Linked DNA regions of Homo sapiens: region 1 is linked to region 2. Evidence: read pairs that join two places in POLR2A ChIA-PET (ENCODE). Cell type or tissue: GM12878. All regions are shown on one strand. Each heading gives the region's core, and the rest is flanking DNA. Links, peaks and the distances in the headings are about the cores only. Region 1 has its middle 5.6 kb from the start of LINC02539. Region 2 has its middle 56 kb from the start of TNFAIP3.

Evidence for each region. ChIA-PET counts read pairs that join two places held together with the same protein. Peaks named below come from ENCODE experiments on the same cell type or tissue, not always from the same donor. Only the 100,000 strongest peaks of a DNase experiment are listed, where the experiment ranks them.
Region 1: POLR2A ChIA-PET joins it to region 2 with 9 read pairs; 7 of 35 experiments call an interaction of 5 or more read pairs at or near these places.

The regions. Positions count from the first base shown.
Region 1 is chr6:137,743,188-137,746,105 of GRCh38, reverse strand. No RefSeq gene overlaps it. Among named protein-coding and RNA genes, the nearest start is that of LINC02539, 5.6 kb to the right of the region's middle. RefSeq lists a silencer at 1,005-1,064. In GM12878, for the core only: no CTCF peak of the experiment used is centred there; a DNase peak (open chromatin) is centred at 1,125; H3K4me3 peaks cover 682 bases; H3K27ac peaks cover 813 bases.
Region 2 is chr6:137,809,755-137,812,672 of GRCh38, reverse strand. No RefSeq gene overlaps it. Among named protein-coding and RNA genes, the nearest start is that of TNFAIP3, 56 kb to the left of the region's middle. RefSeq lists enhancers at 822-941, 972-1,231. In GM12878, for the core only: no CTCF peak of the experiment used is centred there; a DNase peak (open chromatin) is centred at 1,092; H3K4me3 peaks cover 582 bases; H3K27ac peaks cover 1,540 bases.

The DNA of each region.
Region 1 (2,918 bases), core at 156-2,655, 67 kb after region 2:
AATTACAAAAACTATTCCCAATGTAATTCCTGTAATACTAGGAAACACATGAAAAATTTTGTAATTTCATGTATTTCAGCCCCATTTATTATATGAGCACATAAGAGATATTCATATATATATTTAATATTTTAAAGATATATATGAATTCTACAAAGCACTATCCAGATTTACAAAGATTTTGCAAAGCACTATCAATGTAAACAGTGTTTTAAGGATGAAAAAGCAAACCACATTAAATGGATACATCAATTCTCACAGAGCTGAATTTTAGAAAGATTAGAACTGTGAGAGGTGAGAATTTTAGTCTAGAGGGAAAATGGTTGTTCTTATTGTTCTACCAGAGAGATCGAAGCTCAGATTTCTCATTTCAAATGTGAGAAATGTGAGCTATAGTGGAGGTGGGGGGCTGTAGTTGGGGAGAAGTTGCTGGGAAAAAATGCCAAGAGAATTGTGAGAAAAGAAAGATCACAACTTGGCTAAGATTTATACCAGATTGAGGACTTGAGTATCTTTAGCAAATTGTAAGTATTTCATGAATAGTTTTACTCATCCCAGTTTATTTGAAGATGAACGGGACCTGCCTTTAGCAATATTGTGAAATAGGTGAAGAGTCATTATAGCTTATGGAAAAGCTCCCAGGAACATCAGGAGCATGAGTTTAGGTTCTAACTTTGCAATGAATATGTGATATGACAGGGGCACATTCTCTAAACTTGCAATATGCTCTTTTCCAAAATTAGCATTGAAGGAGGGTTGATCTCCCATGACATATCTGAGCAGTTGGGAGCACAGAGTTGTATTTCTTTGGAATTATCCAGTGAGTTGGGAGCAGGGCTAGGCTGGGGGTACTTTTCCCATTTTAGCAGAGTGGCCTCAGGGCCTTGGCTGGCACAATGCAACCTCGGGGGCAGAGTGAGAAGCAACACTGGAGGCAGGAGCTGGCACCTGCTACCCACTGACAAGGTTTATACTCCTTAATAACAGCCCTCTATGCAAAGGGGCTGCAAGAGGAGGGAGGGTAAAAACCACCAAGGCCACAAAGACCATGCAGCGGCTGAAAGTGCAGAAGCACCTCCACTTTCAAATCTGCAGGATGACAGATGGTGAAAGTCAAGTGTTCATTTAGCCATTGGCCCTTAGCTTCCTGCCCATTCCTACATTCATGATGACATGGACACACTAATAAGCACTATTAACCCGGTCAAGTCTGGTAAGTGATAGAGCAGTGGGTAAGAAGAGGTTAACGATTACAAAATGACCCAAATGTGAGATAATATAATAAAGTGGGAGAGACAGAGAGAGAGAAAGCCTGCTGGAAATGCAAATGGAATGAACCTTAAAACAGTGAAAAGTATTTTGAAGACTAAAAGTCTATCACACAGCAAATCAAATCGCATCCTGTGCAATGTAATCAACAATAATCACATGCTTTTTACTTACAAATAAATACTCGGGAACAATCTTTTAAAACCTAACCTAATCTTAAAGATAGGAACTTTTTTCCTTATTCTAGAGTGGTGTTTTTCAAAATGCAGGTCACAAATAATCAGTGGGTCATAAAATCAATGAGTGGGTCATGACTAGCATTTTTTCTTTTCTATGGTAGATCAAGTAGAATACAAAATATCTGATCGCAACACACAAAGTAAGTTTTGTGAAACATTTCAGTTGTGTGTGTGTGTGTGTGTGTGTGCACTGGGAGATGAGGCAGAGAATCTTTCTTACTGTGGGTAGCTGTCAATAAAAAGGTAAAAAATGATCCTTGTGAGACATTAGGTGGGACTTCTAGAAATGTGGGGACATATTTTGTGTTATGGATTGAAATGTCTCCCAAAAACGTAGTTAAAATCTTAAGTCCAGTTACCTGTGAATGTGACTTTATTCAGAAACAGTCTTTGAAGACCTAATACAGATAAATATATTCAATAACAATTTAAACGTAATGCAAATTTTGCATTTGCATATGTGCTATTGATTCTGGAAGAAATACTAAGTGAACGCATTAAAAACTGCACTCAGGTGAACCAAACTGTATAGAAAAACTCAAATTATTCACACAAGCACACCTCAAAACATCCACCAGCTAACCTCGGTTCACCCTGTTACGAGCTACACCTATTCATGTCTGTTGGTGTAACTTCCCCACTGATTTCAGAAAACCTTCCTTCCACCACTTTACACTAACTCATAAGCTGCAATCCTTCCCAAGCAAATTTCCGGTCTTTGTCAAGGTAGACTATGAGATTTACTGTAGTATTTATTCATTTTTTAACCATTTAATATGTATGAAACTGTGCCATTCTTTTTATCAGGTTATCTCCTTTCTTTCTTTCTTTTTTTTAATTTTGAGATAAGATCTCTCTCCTTCACCCAGGCTGGAGTGCAGTGACTCAGTCACAGCTCACTGTAGCTTCGACATCCCAGGCTCAGGTGATTCTGCCACCTCAGCCTCCTGAGTAGTTGGGACTCCAGGGGCATGCCACCACACCCGGCTAATTTTCTGCATTTTTTTTTTAATAGATTCAGGATTTCACCATGTTGCCCAGGCTGGTCTTGAACTTCTGAGCTCAAGTGATTTGCCTGCCCCGGCTTCCCAAAGTGCTGGGATTACAGGTGGGAGCCACCATGCCCGGCCAGTTGCTGACATTTTTAAGTGTTGTGCCCCAATCACATTTTTTGCATAAGACCTTTGGTTGTTACCGTGTGTATTTTGCATGGCACAGAGTTTTTTTTTTTTTTTTTTTTTTTTTTACAAACACTATGTTATATGAGAGCAGAACAGACTGGATGAGATCATTCAGTGGGTGAGTGTAGATACAGAAGAGGCCAAGGGTTGCATCCAGGGACACATCAACTATAACAGGCCTAGGAGAAGAGGAGCCAGCAAAGGAGCTGTCTGGTGAGATAGGAGGAAA
Region 2 (2,918 bases), core at 112-2,611:
TTCAGCTAATAGATGTCTGTGTCCTGTTTAGAATCCCCAAATGATCTGTAAATTATTACATTGAGTTTAGATTATTATTTCTATGTTTAGCCAACTTTTTATCCAAATACTGATTACTTTATTAGCATATTAAGTGGAAGTGTGTTAAGCCTGCTTGGGCCAAATAGTGAAACCCTGTCCCAAAAAAGAAAAAATAAATAATAACTAAAAACAGGCTAGGCATGGCGGCTCATGCCTATTATCCCAGCACTTTGGGAGGCTGAGGTGGGAGGATTGCTTGAGTCCAGAATTTCAAGGCTGCAGTGAGCTATGATCATGCCACTGCATGCCAGCCTGGGCAACAGAGCAAGACCCTGTCTCTAAAAAGAAATAATAATAATAAAAACAAACAAACCTAAAAACATCAGATGAGACAGGCTAGTGTTACTGTTCCTTTATCTTCTTTTAATGAGAATGAATTTAAGCCCCCACGTAGCAAAATAATATACAAGATATTTGCAGAAGGCAAAAGTGCCCTCCAGACTCCTCTAACTTTCTAGACGTTGTTTATTCTTGAGCCTCCAACTTCCCCATTATTTTGCTCCAATGACTTCCCCAATCCACAAAGTTTCCTTATTTGTATTTTAAACCCATCCTCTCTACCCTCATAGCTCCTTTCCTGTAATTTTGAAATTCCTTTTCAACTCTACTTGCATCATTTGGATTCCAGAGTACGCACTTGGTCACAACCGTTTGCCTTACAGAAGACATCCCCGAAATGTGGCTGAAAGGAAGAAGACCCTTGACGAAAGGGGTTGCCCGGATAAATGATTCATTGCCTAAAAGGATAGACTTTTTAAAATGTCATTTTTATTTTGGAATGTAGGAAACTGGTTTCCCTGTCTCTTGAAGCATCATCACAGAGGCATAAACTGAGGAGCAAAGCTTATAACTGAGAGGTTTTAAATGAACAGGGTAGGGGAAACAAACAATATCCCACCAGGAGAGAGGTCTGATAGCTCAAGTCTGTCCTTTCCTCTCCTGGTCGCCTCACACGCAGAGGCAGCCTCACTGAACGTGCTGTGCAGCAACGACGTGACTCACGGTCAGCTAACAGAGCAGGAAGTCACCTGACGACAGATGGGAAAGTCCAGAGTAGACTGAACGTACTTTTTAAGAAAAGGAAATAAAGAAGGCAATTTGTAGGGCTGTGTCACAAGGTTAGAAACCCCAATTATATTTGATAGTTCTGTGCAAGGCACTAGCCTGGGAATGCATTAATCTGTATATCAAGTAATTACTACCATATTTGGAAGCTAAGTAAGTAGGTCTCAGTCATTAAATAAAGAGCAGCATTCTTGATTGGAAGGATGAAATTATGCAATAATCACTGGCTTTGGTTAAATAATAAATTAATTTCTGGGGTCTTGGCAGGGACGGTCACATGCCGAATTGTGAAGCAGAACATTGGCTTTGTCAGTGTGGTTGTCCGCTTTGGGGAGTTCTTCCCTTTTCCCAGAGGTTTAGGGAGAGAAATTGAAGTGTTTTAGTTAATCAATAAAACCAGAAATATATGAGAACTTGTGTGCCAAGTCTGCAAGGGAGTATGGGGCAAATGGACAGGAAAAGATCCTTGAGGAGCTCTATCTAGTTGGGGGCAACAAGATGTAAGCATTTGGAAAGGTAAGTAAGAGTTTAAGAGTTGTTTCAAGGAAGAACATGATGGATTACAAAATAGCAATGTCAAGAGGATGTGTTGTGGGCATTCAGAGAAAGGGGAGTTTAGTGTGGGCAAGGTAGATAAGGGAAGTTTTTGGGCAAACAGTGGATCTAGAGCTATGCTACACTTTTAAAGCAGAAAGAATCTATAGATAAGTAGCAAAGTCCAAATCAGTTATCCTAGGAATGGCAGCAGGCAAGCAGATATTTGAATGGGCTGGTGGTGCAGGTCCACAAGTCTAAAGATCTGGGTTAATCTTTGTTGAGAAAGACTGTTGAACAAAGGTGCCTCTATTTCCTCATCTGCAAAATGGGTGCAAAATACGTCCAACCTGCCATCCAGGTTAAATAATTCTGTGAATCTCAGTGTAAACTATAACTCACGTAATAACCTTAAGCTATTGTTAATGGTAACGTACGTACGATGATTTTAGGAATATAATTTTGCGTATACAGATACTGCTTGACTTTAAGGACTAAAATGGTAATTTAAACAGCCATATATAGGTTATGAGGAAGAGTTCGAGGTAGGGGTGCTAACTGTAAATATCAAATTGCAACATGCAGGTGACCAATGAGCACTTGCATCAGCTTGCTCTGGGGTCTTGCTAGAAGCAGGATGAGGACATTTGTTTTTAAAATATTCTAACTAATAAAGGTATTTTCCTTTCTTTTCTCTTTCTTTCTTCCTTTCTTTCTTTCTTTCTTTCTTTTCTTTTCTTTCTTTCTTTTCTTTCTTTCTTTCTTTTCTTTCTTTCTTTCTTTTCTTTCTTTCTGTCTTTCTTTCTTCTTTCTCTCCTTCCTTCCTTCCTTCCTCCCTCCCTTTCTCTCTCTCTCTCCCTCTTTCTCTCTTTCCTTCTTTCTTTCTTTTTTTTTTTTGGAGTCTCACCTGTCTCCCAGGCTGGAGCACAATGGCGCGATCTCAGCTCACTGCAACCTCTGCCTCCTGGGTTCAAGAGATTCTCCTGCCTCAGCCTCCTGAGTAGCTGGGATTACAGGCACGCGCCACCAAGCCCAGCTAATTTTTTTGCATCTTTAGTAGAGACAGGGTTTCACCATGTTGGCCAGGCTGCAGGTATAATCTTTCTAAGGATCTTTTTGTTTTCTCTGGCTGTGAAGATTGTTTGCTCTCAGTGTCCTATATGAACATTACATGTTTAATCTGAACTTACGGAGCTTGCACATTGCATGGTATACAGTAAGAGCCTAGTATTGAATGG